Regions from separate parts of the Mus musculus genome. Here region 2 is linked to region 1. The links are chromatin loops, found by intact Hi-C in ENCODE. Cell type or tissue: heart. All regions are shown on one strand.

Region 1 (8,000 bases):
GCTCATGTTTCCATGTACTAGGAATAGTACAAAGTGCGGCAGCTATTTATTCCCTTCTCCACACACCTCGGGGTCCCCGGGGGCTCGAAAGAGAAGCACACTCATAGTGACACATCTGTAAACCTAGCACTCAAGAGGCTAGTCCTCCTTAGATAGGAGGATCCAAGTTCGAGGCCAGCCTGGACTAGAATGAGACCCTGTCTTAAGACTTGTCCCCTTAGCCCAGGGAAAGGTGACCTCTCCCCCTCAAGGGTCTCAGACAGGAACCATTTCCCAGCATCCCAATGGAGCCAGAGGAGAAAGGAGAAGAGGTGACCCATGGAGAAGGGCAGCCTGACTGCACAACTGTCCAGCAGCAGAGATGCCAGTGATGAGGGCTTTGGGCCTCCTGTCTGAAAAGCCAAATGTCCATACGTAACTCAAAAACACTGCAGCCAGCATCCACTTCGACTTCTGTTTTTGTTATGTCCAGAAATCTAGGACCGCAAAGAAATGGTACCCCCACTTTTATACGTATAGGCCTAAAACAATAAAGCTTACAGGTGGATAATTTAAAAGAGAAACAACAGGACCTAGAAAGCAAAAGACAGGTGGAATCATCTAGTCCAAGAATCTTCTCCCAACCTATCAGCTCCTGTCTTACCCCTCAACTCTCTACTTCACTGGGAAACAGCGGAGGTCCGATCTTGCCCGGATGACCACTTGTGTCCCATGAAAATCATATTAAGTATATTGATATGATCATGGAGAGGAAAATTATCATTTCAACCATATAGTCCAAACAAGTGCTTAAATGGGTCCTAAGCTGCTCTGCTTACTGGCCATGCATAGTCAAACTAGAAAGAGACTTTCCTGCTACAACAGTGAACTTTGTAACCGAGCAAGGCAGCATGTGAGAAACACCAAACACTGAGAACTTACGATTTTAAGATTTTAAGCCATTCATCGGTGAGATAAGATACAGGCATGGGGGGCTGGTGAGATGGCTCAGTGGGTAAGAGCACCCGACTGTTCTTCCGAAGGTCCAGAGTTCAAATCCCAGCAACCACATGGTGGCTCACAACCATCCATAACAAGATCTGACTCCCTCTTCTGGTGTGTCTGAAGACAGCTACAGTGTACTTACATAAAATAATAAATAAATCTTTAAAAAAAAAAAAAAAGATACAGGCATGGGGATGAGATGGGAGTCAAAGTCCCCAAGCCAGTGGGCTAAGAGGTGAGTGTGGAGAGCCATCGAGATGGCTCTGTGGGTAAAGGCCCTGGCCAGGCAAATCTGATGATCTGAGTTGGATTGCGGGGGACTCACACGGTAGAAGAGAATCCAACTGACTACCAAAGATTGTCTTCTGTCCCCCACGGAGGTACTAACCCTGGCGTAAGCCTCAGATACACCCAAGTGCACACACACACACACACACACACACACACACACAGAGAGGAAAGAAAATGTAAAAACTTAAAAGAAATGAGTGTGTGGAGGAAATCTCCAGTTAAAGGGCTAAGTCGTATTTGGGATGTTTCTGATGACTTTTAACTTCCTAAGACCTGGCTCAGAGCTGACATATATGATAAAAACAGAGAAGATGGCAGGCACTAAAGTGGCTTAACAGACACACGTACAAAGATATGGGAACTCCCTGTACCTGCATGGGCAGGAAAGCTGGGGGTGGTCCCCAACATTGGCACACACCTTCACCTTGAAAGTGCAAAAGCAAAGCCCTAGGCCTATATCCACTTTCAAAAGGACTTCTTGGGGTACCCTGAAGTGGAGCAGGCCCAAAACTGTGAGGGTCTTTCTCCACCCCAGAGCAAAGGCAAGCGGTGTGAGTGTGGTTCTACGCCCTTCTTCCATCCATCAGAACGCAACCCCTAACCCCCAACCCCTAACCAGTGAACAACACCCACACACACACACACACACACACACACACACACACACACACTACACGAACTGTGGAGGCCATCCTGCTCCACCCAGCAAGGGCCCGAAATGACAGCAGGAACGACCCATTCAGCGCCCAGATCTTCCATGGCCACCCTTGAGTATAATCATATTTAAGATGAACTTTTATTCGAGCTCAGTTCCCTCAGGGATGCACTCCTGAGGAGTAGACACGCCAGCAGGGAGAATGAACCAACCAACTCTGGAAAGCTCTGTGCGAGGCAGAGACAACGAGCAAGGCGCCGCACAGCAGGAGGGTGTGCACCCAGGATTTACCATCCAACCCAGCATCAGCATAGGAAACTTGGATGTGGAGTAGCGGCTCGAAGACCAGGCCAACCCCGAACTGCACCCCTCATTTCGCAGGGGAGAGAGGCGGGAGCTCCGAGCTGGAGAGGGGTGAAGGAATCCGCCCTCATTTGCACATTGTCTGGGGCCGGGTCAATTTGCTTAATCACCGCTCTAAATGCCAGGCACACAGCACACAATGCGCTCCCATTAACAGGTTTAAAGTGTCGCAGCGCTCGCTTTAAATGAGAAAAGCCCGCAACAAAAGGGGGAAAAAGCCAAGTAAGAATGCCTTGGGTCGCCCTCCAAACCATCTCAGAGGAGTTTAAAACCCAGAGTTCTGCAGAAAAATTGAGGCCCTGGGGGTGAGGATTGGGGGTGGGTCGTGAATAGTTCACACAAAATAAGGAGTTTGTACAGCTCACAGCAGCCCAGGGAACCCGCAGGTCAGAGGACATCTCAAGTCAGGATCCTCCAGGCCCTTGCCCAACTTTCTCCCTTGCCAAGGGGAAAGCTGACCAATCTCCGGGAAGGAAAGCGAGACACCCCCCCCCCAAACACACACCCCCCACCTCCAAAGGCAGGCACAAATCCAAGTTTTCCTTTGGTAGGAGCAAGGAATTTGGGAGGCTGGGAGGTCCCACCAGGCCGCAATCTCCCAAAGGCGAGAAGTTAAAAGAACTTTACTTTCATCCCGTTACTGGCCAAAAGCAGTCTCATACTAGGCCGCCACAGGGGAGTTTGACTCTGCAAACAAGTTCGGCCCAGGATCAGCTCAGGCAGGAGGCCCCATCCCCCACACCACGGAAAGCCCAGGGGCGCATCCCGCCGGGCCCGACGCCCACCGGTCCCGGCACGGCCGGACTGACACTTACGGTGCGCGCTCCACCAGGAGACAGGGGTCCGTTGGAGAGGTACGGGCTGCTCAGGTCTGGAATCATCAGGAAGGGGTACCCAGGATACGCAGGTCCCTTAAAAAAAGCGCCATCCTGGGGCCTTCTCACTGCGGACAAAACCAAAGTGGAGTGAGGTCAGGGGTCCCCCAGACAGAGTAGCTATCTGGAGCTCGGGGCGGGAATCTGGAACCCGAGCACCCCTCGAGTGAGCCCCAGAGTGGCTGCTGCAGCGATGGGAGGAGAGCAGGGGTTCCGCCACCCGGACCGTGGAGACCCGTACGGCCAATCGCTGATGGCTGGAGAGTGGAGACTGACGGAGAAGGCACTTACCTTCGGCGAAATAGTCGCGCGGCTTCTGGAAAGCGTCCCGGGCGGGCTGCGGGCGCCTCTCCGCCTGTGGAGGAGACACAAAGGCGAGGGCGGGTGAGCGGGAGCGGGACCCGGGTCCCCCAGAGGCTGACCCTAGGAATCCCTTTACCTCGGAGTCCGAGCTACTGCTCTGATTCTCCGATTCGTTGACCAGGGACGACTTGACCTCATCCAGATCCCTCTGCGCCGAAGCGCTGTCGCTGCTCGGCTCTTGCTCTTCGCCCCCCTCGTCCTGGAAGGGGATCAGCTCGTCGTTCGCTCCGAGGTCGTCCCCTCCACTGGTTGCCCCGGCTCCGGAGCCACCGCCTCCCCCGCCGGCGCCGCCACCGCGGCCACCACCGAGCTGGGGCATGGTGGGGCCACGGGCCGGGGCCGCTGCGCTCGGAGCCCCGCGCCCTGCCTGGCCCGGCCCGGCGCCCCTCCCTCCCTCTCGCTGGCCCGGCTCCGATCGTTTGGCCGCTGCGGCGACAAAGTTTTGACAGGGCGTGGCTCTGTGGGAAGCGGGCCCAGCACCGCCCAGCCGGGGCAAGAGACACTCGGCTCCGAATCGTCCCGCAGCACGGAACCTAGGACTCCCAACTAGCCGCCGCCACCGCCGCTGCCTTCTCGGCCCGGGCGTCCCAGCGCCTGGCCCGCCGGGGAGGGGCGATGGGGAAGGAGGGAGGGACCGCCCGGCGGGGCAGGGGGGCCGGAGGGAGGAGCCCCGGCTGCAAGCTGACACCCGCGCCTCTCGGAACCAGGCGAACTGCAGCGCGCGCACGCACACTCGTATTCACACTCGCGTCCTGCTCGCTTGCACCTTCCGGGGCCTACAACTACCCTCCTCGTGCGACCACCCTACCCCTCGAACTTATCCAGATCCCCTCCAGTGAACTCCATGGCTACCCTGGGAAGTCCTTTCTCGCACCCTCCCTCTAAGAGTCTGGCCCGCACTCCTTCACATCCCCTAACTTTCTTTGCAAACAAGCCCCAGAACTCCGCGCGGGTTCCCACTCCGCTCCCACCGCACTGGCAGGCAGCACTGCCCCCTGCGGGACAGCCGAGGACTCGCAGATCCGCCGAGCACAACCACTCAGCCTGCCGAGTACAGGATCCCATCAGCCCTTCTACTCAGCCAGATTTTGTGACACTTTGAAACAAGTTGAGCGGTCTTACATTCCCTTTCCTATGGTATTCCAACGCATTCCTGTCCCCAAACTGTGTTTTTGATCACTTCCTCTTAGTAAGGAACTACTGCAACCTTGAAGATCACGCTTTCTCTCTAAAGCTGGAGAAGAGGTGTGAAATTCAATACTCACTGTCTTGGATTCAGACGGGATTTTAACTGTATTGATTTTAAGAAGAAATTATCACCCAGAACTCCCAAAGCTGATTAGGAAGCTGCCGTGATAGCCCACAAGCACCATAAGCAAATTACCTAACTAGCTTCATAGGTAAAAAACAGACTTGAGAGAGTATCTGGGCGCTAACAAGATGGCTCAGCAGGTACTTACCGTCAAGCCCCATGTCTTCAGTTCCCTGTCCGGTACCCACATGGTGGAAGTAGAGAACAGACACTCGTCCTCTAGCTTCTACGTGTGGACCATGCCATGTGCACTCATTCCCTCACAAGTTAGGTATCATTTAAAAGATGGAGATGGTAGAGCGTGTATTTAGCATTCATGAGGTCCTGTGTTCAATCCTCGGGACTAGATAGACTCATATATCCTCAGTCAGCTGGGGATGGGGGAAGTAACGCCACTTGGAGCCATCCTCCATGGGGACATTGGTGACAACATAAATTTTAAAATCAGTCTAGAACGTCAGTATGAGCATATTTTTTAAATGTTTTAAACACAACTGAAAGCCAGGTATGGTGACCTGTGCTTTTAATCCCAAAACCTGAGAGAGGAAGCAGAGGCCGGTGGATCTCTGTGAGGCTGAGGCCAGCCTGGTCTACACAATGAGGTACAAGACAACTGCTTAGAGAGGCCCCTGTCTTTAAAAGCAAGCAAGCCAGCAAACAAGCAAGCAAGCACAACTTACACATGAGGCTGGACAAAGTTACAGCTTTAAGAAGGGGGTGATGGAGAGAGCTACAGTCCATCTGCATCTTTCTTCCCACAGAACCCACAGCAGGGAACTGGGCAGGTTGAGCCCCGACTTAGGTGGACCAATAATGGGTTTAAAGAAACACCATTAAGACAAAGATTAGTACATATAGCTTTCGGTGTCTCATTTAAAAACATTTTAGGGGTTGGGCAGTGGTGTCACATGACTTTCATCCCAGCACTCAGGAGGCAGAGGCAAGTGGATCCCTGAGTTCAAGGCCAGCCTGGTCTACAGAGTGAGATCCAGGACAGTCAGGGCTACACAGAGAAACCTGTCTCAGAAAACAAAACAAAAACTAGGTGACAGAGGCATGGCAGTGACAGTGATAGCTTAGGGCTAGTCCACTGAGCTCAGAGCTAAGAGTGAGTCTAGAGCCTGAGTTTGGTAGTTGCTGCTCTCCTGTAGCTTATCCCAGACCTCCTCCACCCTTTGGTCAGAGTACCTCAGCACACACCCTCCCTCGTGTTATTATATGGTATTTTGCAGAAGGTTTTTTTTTGTTGTTGTTGTTAAAATAATTGTATAGGAGGAATCTATGGAACTCTTATTTAAAACCCTTTTCCTGTGGTGTATAAACATATGAAGAGCTCATTGTATTAGTTCTCTATGGCCACTGTGATAAATCACTACAAACTTGGTTGCCTAAAAAGAGAAAGATGTTCTTAAAGGACAGTAATCTTTCTATTGTTGTTGAAATACAAATTAGTTTTACTAGATAGAAATTAAGCTGTTGGGGGCTGGAGAGATGGCTCAGTGGTTAAGAGCACCGACTCTTCTTCTTTTTTGTTTTTGTTTTTGTTTTTCGAGACAGGGTTTCTCTGTATAGCCCTGGCTGTCCTGGAACTCACTTTGTAGACCAGGCTGGCCTCTAACTCATTAATCTGCCTGCCTCTGCTTCCCGAGTGCTGGGATTAAAGGCCTGCGCCACCACGCCCGGCCGGACTCTTCTTCCTGAGGTCCTGAGTTCAATTTCCAGCAACCACATGGTGGCTCACAACCATCAATAATGGGATCCGATGCCCTCTTCTGGTGTGTCTGGAGACAGCTACAGTGTACTCACATACATAAAGTAAATAAAATCTTAAAAAAAAAAAAAAAAAAGGGCTGGTGAGATGGCTCAGTGGGTAAGAGCACCCGACTGTTCTTCCGAAGGTCCAGAGTTCAAATCCCAGCAACCACATGGTGGCTCACAGCCATCTGTAACAAGATTTGATGCCCTCTTCTGGAGTGTCTGAAGACAGCTACAGTGTACTTACATATAATATAATAAATAAATAAATCTTTAAAAAAAAAAAAAAAAAAAAAAAAGGGGCTGGAGAGATGGCTCAGAGGTTAAGAGCACTGACTGCTCTTCCAAAGGTCCCGAGTTCAATTCCCAGCAACCACATGGTGGCTCACAACCATCTGTAATAAGATCTGACGCCCTCTTCTGGTGTGTCTGAAGACAGCTACAGTGTACTTACATATAATAAATAAATAAATAAATAAATAAATAAATAAAAAAAAGGAAGGAAGGAAGGGAGGGAGGGAGGGAGGGAGAGAGCAAAAGAAAGAAAGAAAGAAAGAAAGAAAGAAAGAAAGAAAGAAAGAAAGAATTTAAGATGTTGGCAGCTGGGAAGTTCAATGTTACCTTGATGGTAGAGAGCTTGGTTAGAATCTGATATCCTGATTTGAATCCCCAGGACTGCTGAAGAGAGGCAGGGAGGGGTAGGAATGGAAGAGAAGGGTAGGGAAGGAAAGGGAATAAGGAAGAGAAAGAATGAGCTGATGGGACCATATGGCCTCTGAGGGCTCCAATGAGCCTCCTGCTAGCTTCTAGGGCTGTTGATACTCTATTTTGAACTATACCTTGCTAATTTCTGTTATCTGTGGTCACACTGGAGCCCTGAAATGGCATTTGGAGACCATTCCAGTAACTCAGCATCGTCTTTCTGCCAGGCTCCAATCCATAGCTGAATCAAATCTTGAAAGACCGCTTGACCTCATTCCTAGGCTCTGGGGATTAGGCCATGGGCCTGTCTGTCATCTTTGGGAGTGAGCTGTTGTCAGCCTACCACACCTGTCAACTTGGAAGAAATACAAATTGAAGCAACACAGAATAGAATTTTCTCACCTATCAGATTGGCACAAGTAGAGAAGAAGCGTAACACCCAGTGTTGGCCCCTGGACGCAGAAGCACACAGGGCTCTAGGCATGGCGTTGTGTAAGCTTTCTGAAAGGAAGTTTGGCAGTGCCTTGGAAAATCTTTAAAAGTGCAAATGCTTTGACTCATCCTTGTACTTCGAGGATTCGGTACGGAAGAAATAAACTGGAAGAGAGTGTTCACCACGATGAAAAGCTGGAAACAATTTTTGATGCTCTTCAATTGTCACATCAGATCACAGTGCAAACCATTCAGAAGAACACTCTGA
Region 2 (8,000 bases), 110 kb after region 1:
GTACCCTGCTATTTATTTCAAAGTGACCAACACATTAACAGTTAGTAATCAAAAATGCCCCATGCTCTTCCCTATCATTAGGTTTTTTTTTTTAAATAAAAACTCTCCAAACATAAAATGATCAGAGTCAATCACAATCTTGCCTTTAGAAATGCAAATTCCGAAACTTTCACTAAATGTATGTTAATTGATCTGAGTTTGTCACCTTAGAAAAGCCAAGGTCTGTACTTCCCTAAGAATGCCCTTCCCTCGGCGATAAACTGCCTCCTCAAACTTTCTTCACTTCCAAAACACCTATACAGGATTTGGAAAATCTTAGGGACTCAATTATTTTCAGGTCACTTATACAATCTTCCATTAACCGTACCGAAATAAACTTTTCACTAAGTCGGTGACTACTTTTAAAGGTAAAACCTGCTGTAGTGAAACAAAGAGAACATAGCCCCCTCCCCCCTTCCTAAACCATATGGTAGTAAATTCAAGTTAACTTATTTTTTCGCCAGTTCATCGCCCATCCATCGGCCTGAAAACACTTGTGCCTTTGTGCCGTGGGGCTGGGACGCGAGTGGTCTGATTCTTAACCACAGAACCCCAGCGTGTTTCCACAGGGCACCGCGGAAGTCCAAACGCCCCCCGACTGGAAGCCTGCTTCGGTGGGCAGCGCACGCGGGTGAGGGCCCGGGACCGGCCGGGAGCAAGTTCCGCTCCGGCGAGGTGACGGAGCAGGGAGTTTGCTCACCGCGGCCGGGCTGGATCCGCCCCGGGAACTTGGCTTACCCGAGCCCAGGGACGCGCAGAGGCCTACCGCGAGGCCGGGCGAGCTCCAGTCACAGAGGGCTGCCCGAGCCCGAGCCGCGGCGTCTTCCCGCCCGCACGGCCGCGGCCCTCAGGCGGGGCCGTCGCTCGCCCGCGGTCTCCCAGAGACCGGACGCGCCCGCGGGGCCCGGACCCCGCTCCCCCTTGTCGCGGCCGCACGCCCGAGACCCGGCTCGGCCACGGCGCCCGGCTCTTCCGGGAGCCGCCGCAGCTAGGCCGCGCCGGGGCCCCGCGGTTCCCCCGGGCGGGCCGGCCGGGCCTCGGCGTCCGGTATGTGTCCCGAGGGCCAGGCTCCCGCCGGTAACGGGCCCCGCCGCTTCCCCTCCCCCTCTCCCGCCCCATGACAGTGCAAAGCCTCCGGCCGCCCGGCCGCCCCGCCTCCGGCTCCAGGCCCAGCTCAGGGCCGCGGCCGCAAGCCACGGTTGCGGCCGCCGCTCCCGCTCGCTCTTCGGGCCGCGGTGGCCTCGGGTTCCCCAGCCCCGCGACTCGGGCCCGGCCCGCGTCCCCGCCGGTGCCCCGCTGCCCTCGGCGGCGCCCGGACTTCGGGCGGGGTAGGCCGAGGCCCAAGCGGTGGGGGCGGGGGCTCGGCTCTCACCTTCATGTCGGGACATCCTAGTTCAGACGCTGGCGGCGCGGCCCCTCCCGGGCTCCCGGCTGCAGTGTGCCCCCACCGCGGGCTCCCGGCGCTGCCCGCGCCCGGCCGGCCGACTCCCACTCGACTCCCGGGCTCGGCCGCGGGGGCGGGGTGGGCAGGGGAGCGCTCCCGCGGCGGCGGCGGCGGCGGCGGCGGGGAGGCGGCGCGGGGCGGGAATGGGGCCGGGCCTGGCCGGGGCTGAGCTCCTCCAGGAGGCGGGTCCGACGCGGCCGCGGCTCCGCCGGCGCCCGCCGTGACTCGGTCACTCTCGGGCCCCCGCCGGCTCCCGGCAGCGGCGCGGCGTCCGCAAATCCCGCTCGTCCCCTCCCCCGGCCCGCCCCCCGCCCGTCCGTCTCCCGGCTCCGGCCGCCGCCTCCTCCTCCTCCTCTTCCTCCTCTTCCGCCTCCTTCCGCCCGCACGCCCGCCCCGCCTCTCGCCGCCCTGAGGCCCCGCGGCCGGCGGGCGACCGTGCTTGGCGGCGGTCCTGCCGCGGTCCCGCAGGCACCCGAGCCCAGCCGCGGCCCGCCACGCTGCGCGTGGGGAGGACGAGGACGCGAAACGCCCCCGACGTGGCTCCCCAGCGCCTGGGCGCGCGGCGGCCGGGCCATCGCAGACGTCCCGGGGACGTGTGTGTGTTTGTGTGCTGCTTTGAAAGCCGGGGACCCAGAAGGGAATGGCAGTCGGGCCTCCGGGGCTCGCGGGTCCCCAGACCCAGGGGGAGGCCGAGGCCTAGCGAGCCGGCTCGGCCGCCCGCTCGAATGCGCTGCGGGAAAAACTTGGTGGGCTTCGGGGGTACTTTGCTTCCGGCTGTGTGTGCAGGTCTTTCCCTCCACCCAGGCTCCTTACAGGCTACTTTCTCTTCAGGCATTGCTAACTCGACAAACACTTGAGACTACCCCTGACCACGTGTCAGTGGTGGCGTGGCGCAGGTAGAACAGATCGCGCCCTGGAGTTAAGACGTGTTCAGCCCTGGGATTCTGGTTCTGATATGCTCGGTGTAACCTTGAACAAGTGACTTAACCTTGCTGAGCCTTCGCTCTAAATTGGTTCGCTTTGGGTGGTTAATTTTGCCTTGGTAGTCTCGAGATTGGACAAAGTTCCCAGCTAAGTTTACTGAAACTAGGGTCCAAGGTACTGCTTGCTTTGGCGATTTTCCTAATTTGCCCACCCTCCACCGACTGTGGGACCTGGACAAAGCGTTGGTTGCCTTAGCTTCTGTGACTTTCAAAAAGGGCAAGCATATCAATAGATGCAGGAGAGATACAGTACCAAGATTCGACGTGTAGAGTAGCAAAGGAAGGACCCTATTTGTTACAATATTTTATTGAATATGATTTAAGATATGTCTGGTTTTGAAAATACTAAAAGGCTTAATCCGAGAGACTACATAGTAGGTCATCCCTGTCTACCCAAGAAACTAGCTGTAATTAAATTGGGGGTGGTTTTGAGGCATGACCTCAGATAGCCCGAGGCAGTCCTTGAATTGCTCAAGTAGCTGATTCTGACCTTCCCATCTCCCAGGGGCTGGAACGAAAGGCATCTTCCACCACACCCCCACCTAATTTGGGTTTAAATGAGGACTAGATAACAAATATTTCTGTTTCGGGTGTGGAATTCCGCACACTACAGACCGGCCTGAGGAAGACTATGCCTAGTAGGGCTTACAAAGGGAGAGCAGGGTTTGTAGTTAGCCTGATCGACATCCTGGTTAGTGGGTCCTTTCTGACAACCCTACACATTTTATTATTGGCAAGTGATCCTGGGTGTAAGCCAGTTCCCTGAACTTGAGCTGTGAAAGTCAGGCTAGCAGCTCTTAACGCATACACAGGTGGTGAATAATGGTTTTTTATAAATTTGTATCAAAGTTTGTAAGCAGTTCTGTAAAAATGCTGGAGCATTTAGAGTAGCCAACAAAAGCAACACTTCCAGAAAGGAATACCAGTAAGTATGGAAAAAACTGGGTGAAAATAGAAAGGAGACTATTGAGGAGGAAGAAGGGGCTGGAGCTGTGAGGTGAAGTGTGCCCCAAGTCCCAAGTCTACGGAAAAGTCACTCAGGGTTGTGTACAGGCATGATGCTAGGGGAAGAAACATTAAAAACAAGTCTTACTGTATTGAAGGGTTAGCTAGTTTTTTTTTTTTTTTCACCTGCCTCTGCCTCCCAAGTGCTGGGTTTAAAGGCCTGTGTTACCACTGCCCGGTAGGGTTAGCTAGTCTTGTTCATGGGAGGAAACATAGCTTGGTCTGACCTCCAAGGGACTACCATGTTTTTTTGACAGTGATTTCATTGTTAGTATCCCAGCTTAGCCGTGAATCTCCAGCTCTTCCTGCCCTAGATCTCCTTCCCATGCCTCCTTGGTTTCCCCCATGTCCAGTTGAAAGTCACAGGTATCTTTACCAAACTTACTGTGTTCCATAGATGGCCCAGTTCTAGTCCTTAAAACAACAGTCAGATAAATCCTAATGAGATTTAAATACCATCAGTAGATCAGCAGACAATAGCTGCACCTTTTTGTGTTTTTCTGTACTTCTTTAAGGTTTTAAGATTAGGGGGAAATGAGCCAGGCGTAGTGGCACACATCCTTTAGTTCCAGCACATGGGATGCAGAGGCAGGCATAGCTCCCAGCCTGGTCTCCATGGAGTGTTCCAGGACAGTCAGCAGAGCTACACTGGGAGACCCTGCCTCAAAAAGACAAAAAAAAAAAAAAAAAAAAAAAAAGATTAGGGCAAGTGTCCAAGAGAAGGGCCAGAGAGATGGCTCAGCGGTTAAGAGCACTGACTGCTCTTCCGAACCCTGAGTTCAATTCCCAGCAACCACATGGTGGCTCACAACCACCCGTAACAAGATCTGGCGCCCTCTTCTGGAGTGTCTGAAGACAGCTACAGTGTACTTACATATAATAATAAATAAATCTTAAAAAAAAAAAAGAGTCCTGTCAGTCCTGTTAAAGCATGAAATAAGTCACCTGGACACAAATGACGTGAGCAATCCTATGCAGCAGAGTGAGGCTTGGGGAGCTAGATAGTCTACTGAGGACTTTTGAGATCATATTCTCTACTGTACTTGTAATCTTGACATTGCTGGGTATGCTTGTCAGAGTTCTGAACTATGAACCTGTCCTTAAGCAAGAAAATCAATAGTGTCTGGGCTCAGTGGCTCAAGCTGTAATCCCAACACTCAAAAGACAGAGTCAACCTGATTTACATAAGAGATTTTTACCTCAAACAAAAGTATGACTAGAGGTAACTCAGCAGTTGAGCGCACAGAAGTCAGATGGCCTACAAACACCTATAACTTCAGTTCCATGGGTTCCAATGCTCTCTTCTGACCTCTGCAGGCACCCTTGTATGTGAGGCACACACACGTAAATAAAACTCAGGTGTCTGGGTTTGGTTTGTTAAAGAAAAACAAGTTCCAAGCCAGCCATCTCATAAGGAAAAAGTACTTTGAAAAAAAAAAAAGCAAGGTGGTGGCACACACCTTTAATCCCAGCAGGGCCATCTCACTCAGAGTTCAAGGCCCTGGTGTTCCAGGACAGCCAGGTCTACACAGAGAAACCCTGTCTCCAAAAACAAAAGACAAGCAAGAGCCAGGCATAGTGATACATGCCTGTTCTGGCATTTAGGAGTCAGGACAAAGCCAGCTAAGCTGCACTGGTACAAACAAAGAAGCACCAAAAGGTCTGGGGAGATGGCTCCATGGCTAAGAGCACCCAAGAGCAACTCACAGCACCCAGGTCTGGCTCTTCACAAAAGGTCTGGGGAGATGGCTCCATGGCTAAGAGCACCCAAGAGCAACTCACAGCACCCAGGTCTGGTTCTTCACAAAAGGTCTGGGGAGATGGCTCCATGGCTAAGAGCACCCAAGAGCAACTCACAGCACCCAGGTCTGGCTCTTCACAAATGCCTCCAACTCCCGTTCCGGGCACCTGTCACCCACCCTCTTCTGGCTCCAGAAGCACCAAAACACCTGTGGCATACGCACATAAATTGAAAGTTAAAAAACCAGGTGAGTTCCTGCGAGCTGTAGGTAGGGCTGCTGTTAACAGCCTGACGTGCTTTCCGCCATCCCGACTTTCTGCTGTGGCCCTTTGTCTCCGTGTCCCATGTTGATTCCTGCCTCTGGGCCCTGCACCTGCTCTCCATTCTGTTTATTGGGAGTTGAGATAATTCAAGCCCCAGTTTAAGTCCATATTCCTTGTACCTTACTTAGTAAGCTTTTCCTGTCTGCTCAGTTTGTGCTTGTTAAAGCTAGGTGTGTGATGTTTTTCATCTTTTTTGGTAGATTGAGGGGGGCAGGAACCACAGGCCCTCCTTCCTTCACCAGGATGTACTAGTGATAAGCGAATGGATTAGTCATTTGGAGCCAAGATGAAGTGGGATCATAATCAAAGGCAAGACATTGTGGGAGGTAGTGAGGCTGAGAGGGCAGGACAGCTCCATTCAGGAGCTTCTTGTTTGTTGTGTGTTTGGGTTTTTTTGTTTGTTTGGTTGGTTGGTTGGTTTTTCGAGACAGGGTTTCTCTGTGTAGCCCTGGCTGTCCTGGAACTCACTTTGTAGACCAGGCTGGCCTCGAACTCAGAAATCCACCTGCCTCTGCCTCCCAAGTGCTGGGATTAAAGGTGTGCCCCACCACACCCAGCTTTGTTGTGTTTTCTTAACACAGAAAAGGGTGCCATGGATGTCAGTGAGAAAACAGCTGGCGATAATTGGTAAAGGTTTATAATAATTTTTCTGTTTTTCATGTATGTATCTGGTACACATGTATGCTTTATGATTTGGATGCACATACCTGTGTATGGAGGCCAAGAGTTAATGTCAGAGATCTTTACTTGGCTCTTCCACCTTATTCATTGAGACAAGGTCTCTCAATCAAACCCAGAGCTCACTGATACAGCTAGTTTTTGGATTTCTGGAGTTTGGAACTCTGAATCCCAACCCCTCACATTTTCATGAAAAGTGGTTTATCCACCGTAGAGATAATCTCTTGTGCATTGTATAGAAACATTCATCTGTCAGTAAAATGCTGATTGACCAATTGAGCAGAGAAAACATTAGAAGGTGGGACATCTGGCAGAGAGGTTTGAGTCAGGCACAGGAGATTCTCCCACAACATCGGAGGAGGTAGACACATGAAGCTGAGGACCAGGTAGCTAGCCATGTGGCATGACTTAGAGTAAAATAAATGGGTAATTAAATTATGAGCTAGTCGGGGAAACAAGCAAAGCTTTATTCATGGCCTAGAATCTTTATTCATGAAATATTAAGTCTCAGCTTCGTTATTTCTTGGAACAAAGTGGATGGGTGGAAAAACATCATTTGCAGATGGCTTTAGTTACAACCCACTGAGGGTTAGAAATGTGTTCCCATCCCCCTTATAAAATAATCTAAGAGGGCCTAAAGAGATGGCTCAGAGACTAAAAGTGCATACTGCTCTTGCCGAGGAACCAGTCTTAGTTCACCTTCCTGTGTGGCTTATAACCACTCATTACTCCGGTTTCAGGGGGGTTCTTGAATATAGAAATATAAGGGACTAAAGAAATGACACAGTGGCTACTGGTTAGTACTGTGCTTTCAGAGGACCTGAACTTGGTTTCTAGTACCCAAGTCTGGTGGCTCCCAACCAGTGTTAAGTCCAATTCTAGGGCCTCTGTGGGTACCCCAAAACTCAAGAACACACACGTACAGACACAGAGTTAAATATTAAAAAAAAAAGTATAGCTGGGTGGTAGTGATGCATGCCTTTAATCCTAGGACTCAGAAAGCAGAACCAGGCAGATCTCTGAGTTCAAGGTCAGCCTGGTCTACAAAGTGATTTCCAGGATAGCCAGGGCTATACAGAGAATCCCTCTATCAAAAAACCACCACCACCACCAAAACAAATCTTTTTTTTTTTTTTTTTTTTTTTTTGGTTTTTCAAGACAGGGTTTCTCTGTGTAGCCCTGGCTGTCCTGGAACTTACTTTGTAGACCAGGCTGGCCTCGAACTCAGAAATCCGCCTGCCTCTGCCTCCCGAGGAGTGCTGGGATTAAAGGTGTGCACCACTACGCACGGCTAACAAAAAAATCTTAATCTGAGAACAGAGCTGAGATTGTAGCCCAGTTAATAAAATGCTTGCCTAACACGCAGGACTTCCTGGGTTTGCTCTTCTGTAGTATTTGCGGTATATACTGGTGTAGTGTGAACAACACACCGTAGGTGGAGGCAGGAGTGTTGATTTCAAGGGCATCTTTAGCTTTGTAATTCAAGGACAGCTGAGTTACAGAGACACAAAATAAAAAACCAAGGAAGTGAAGAAAATAAGTGTCAGTGAAGAAGGACATCATAGCACACCCTCGCCAAGGCTAGGGGACCGTTGTGGGAGAGAGAAGAGATGGTAAGAGCCAGAGGTCAGGGTAGACAGGAGTGTAGTGTCAGTGTGAAAGTTGCAATGCACGTGTGGCCTCCAAGCAGGCAGAGGTAGATGCCTGCAAAGATCAAGTCAGGCATTAGGCCAGCATAAGCTCCATCCCCCACAGTGGAACTAAGGACAGTGGATGGCTTCGCTGGG

What was found. Hi-C counts contacts between places; a loop is a spot of excess contacts. Peaks named below come from ENCODE experiments on the same cell type or tissue, not always from the same donor. Only the 100,000 strongest peaks of a DNase experiment are listed, where the experiment ranks them.
Region 2: a loop joins it to region 1, with 4 times the contacts of the local background. A loop is called at or near these places in 2 of 42 quality-filtered maps.

The regions. Positions count from the first base shown.
Region 1 is chr6:72,785,103-72,793,102 of GRCm38, forward strand. It overlaps Tcf7l1 (transcription factor 7 like 1 (T cell specific, HMG box)), which reads right to left and starts at 3,943. Exons shown (of 12, transcript NM_009332.3): 1 at 3,608-3,943; 2 at 3,460-3,523; 3 at 3,109-3,236. The coding sequence starts at 3,850. In heart, no CTCF peak of the experiment used is centred here; DNase peaks (open chromatin) are centred at 3,029, 3,319, 4,149, 4,459 and 1 weaker place; H3K4me3 peaks cover 3,398 bases; H3K27ac peaks cover 2,423 bases; H3K27me3 peaks cover 790 bases.
Region 2 is chr6:72,898,203-72,906,202 of GRCm38, forward strand. Kcmf1 (potassium channel modulatory factor 1) reads right to left here and starts at 1,777. Exons shown (of 7, transcript NM_019715.2): 1 at 1,412-1,777. The coding sequence starts at 1,427. In heart, a CTCF peak has its summit at 4,306 (motif pointing left); DNase peaks (open chromatin) are centred at 799, 1,439 and 1,839; H3K4me3 peaks cover 3,247 bases; H3K27ac peaks cover 3,172 bases.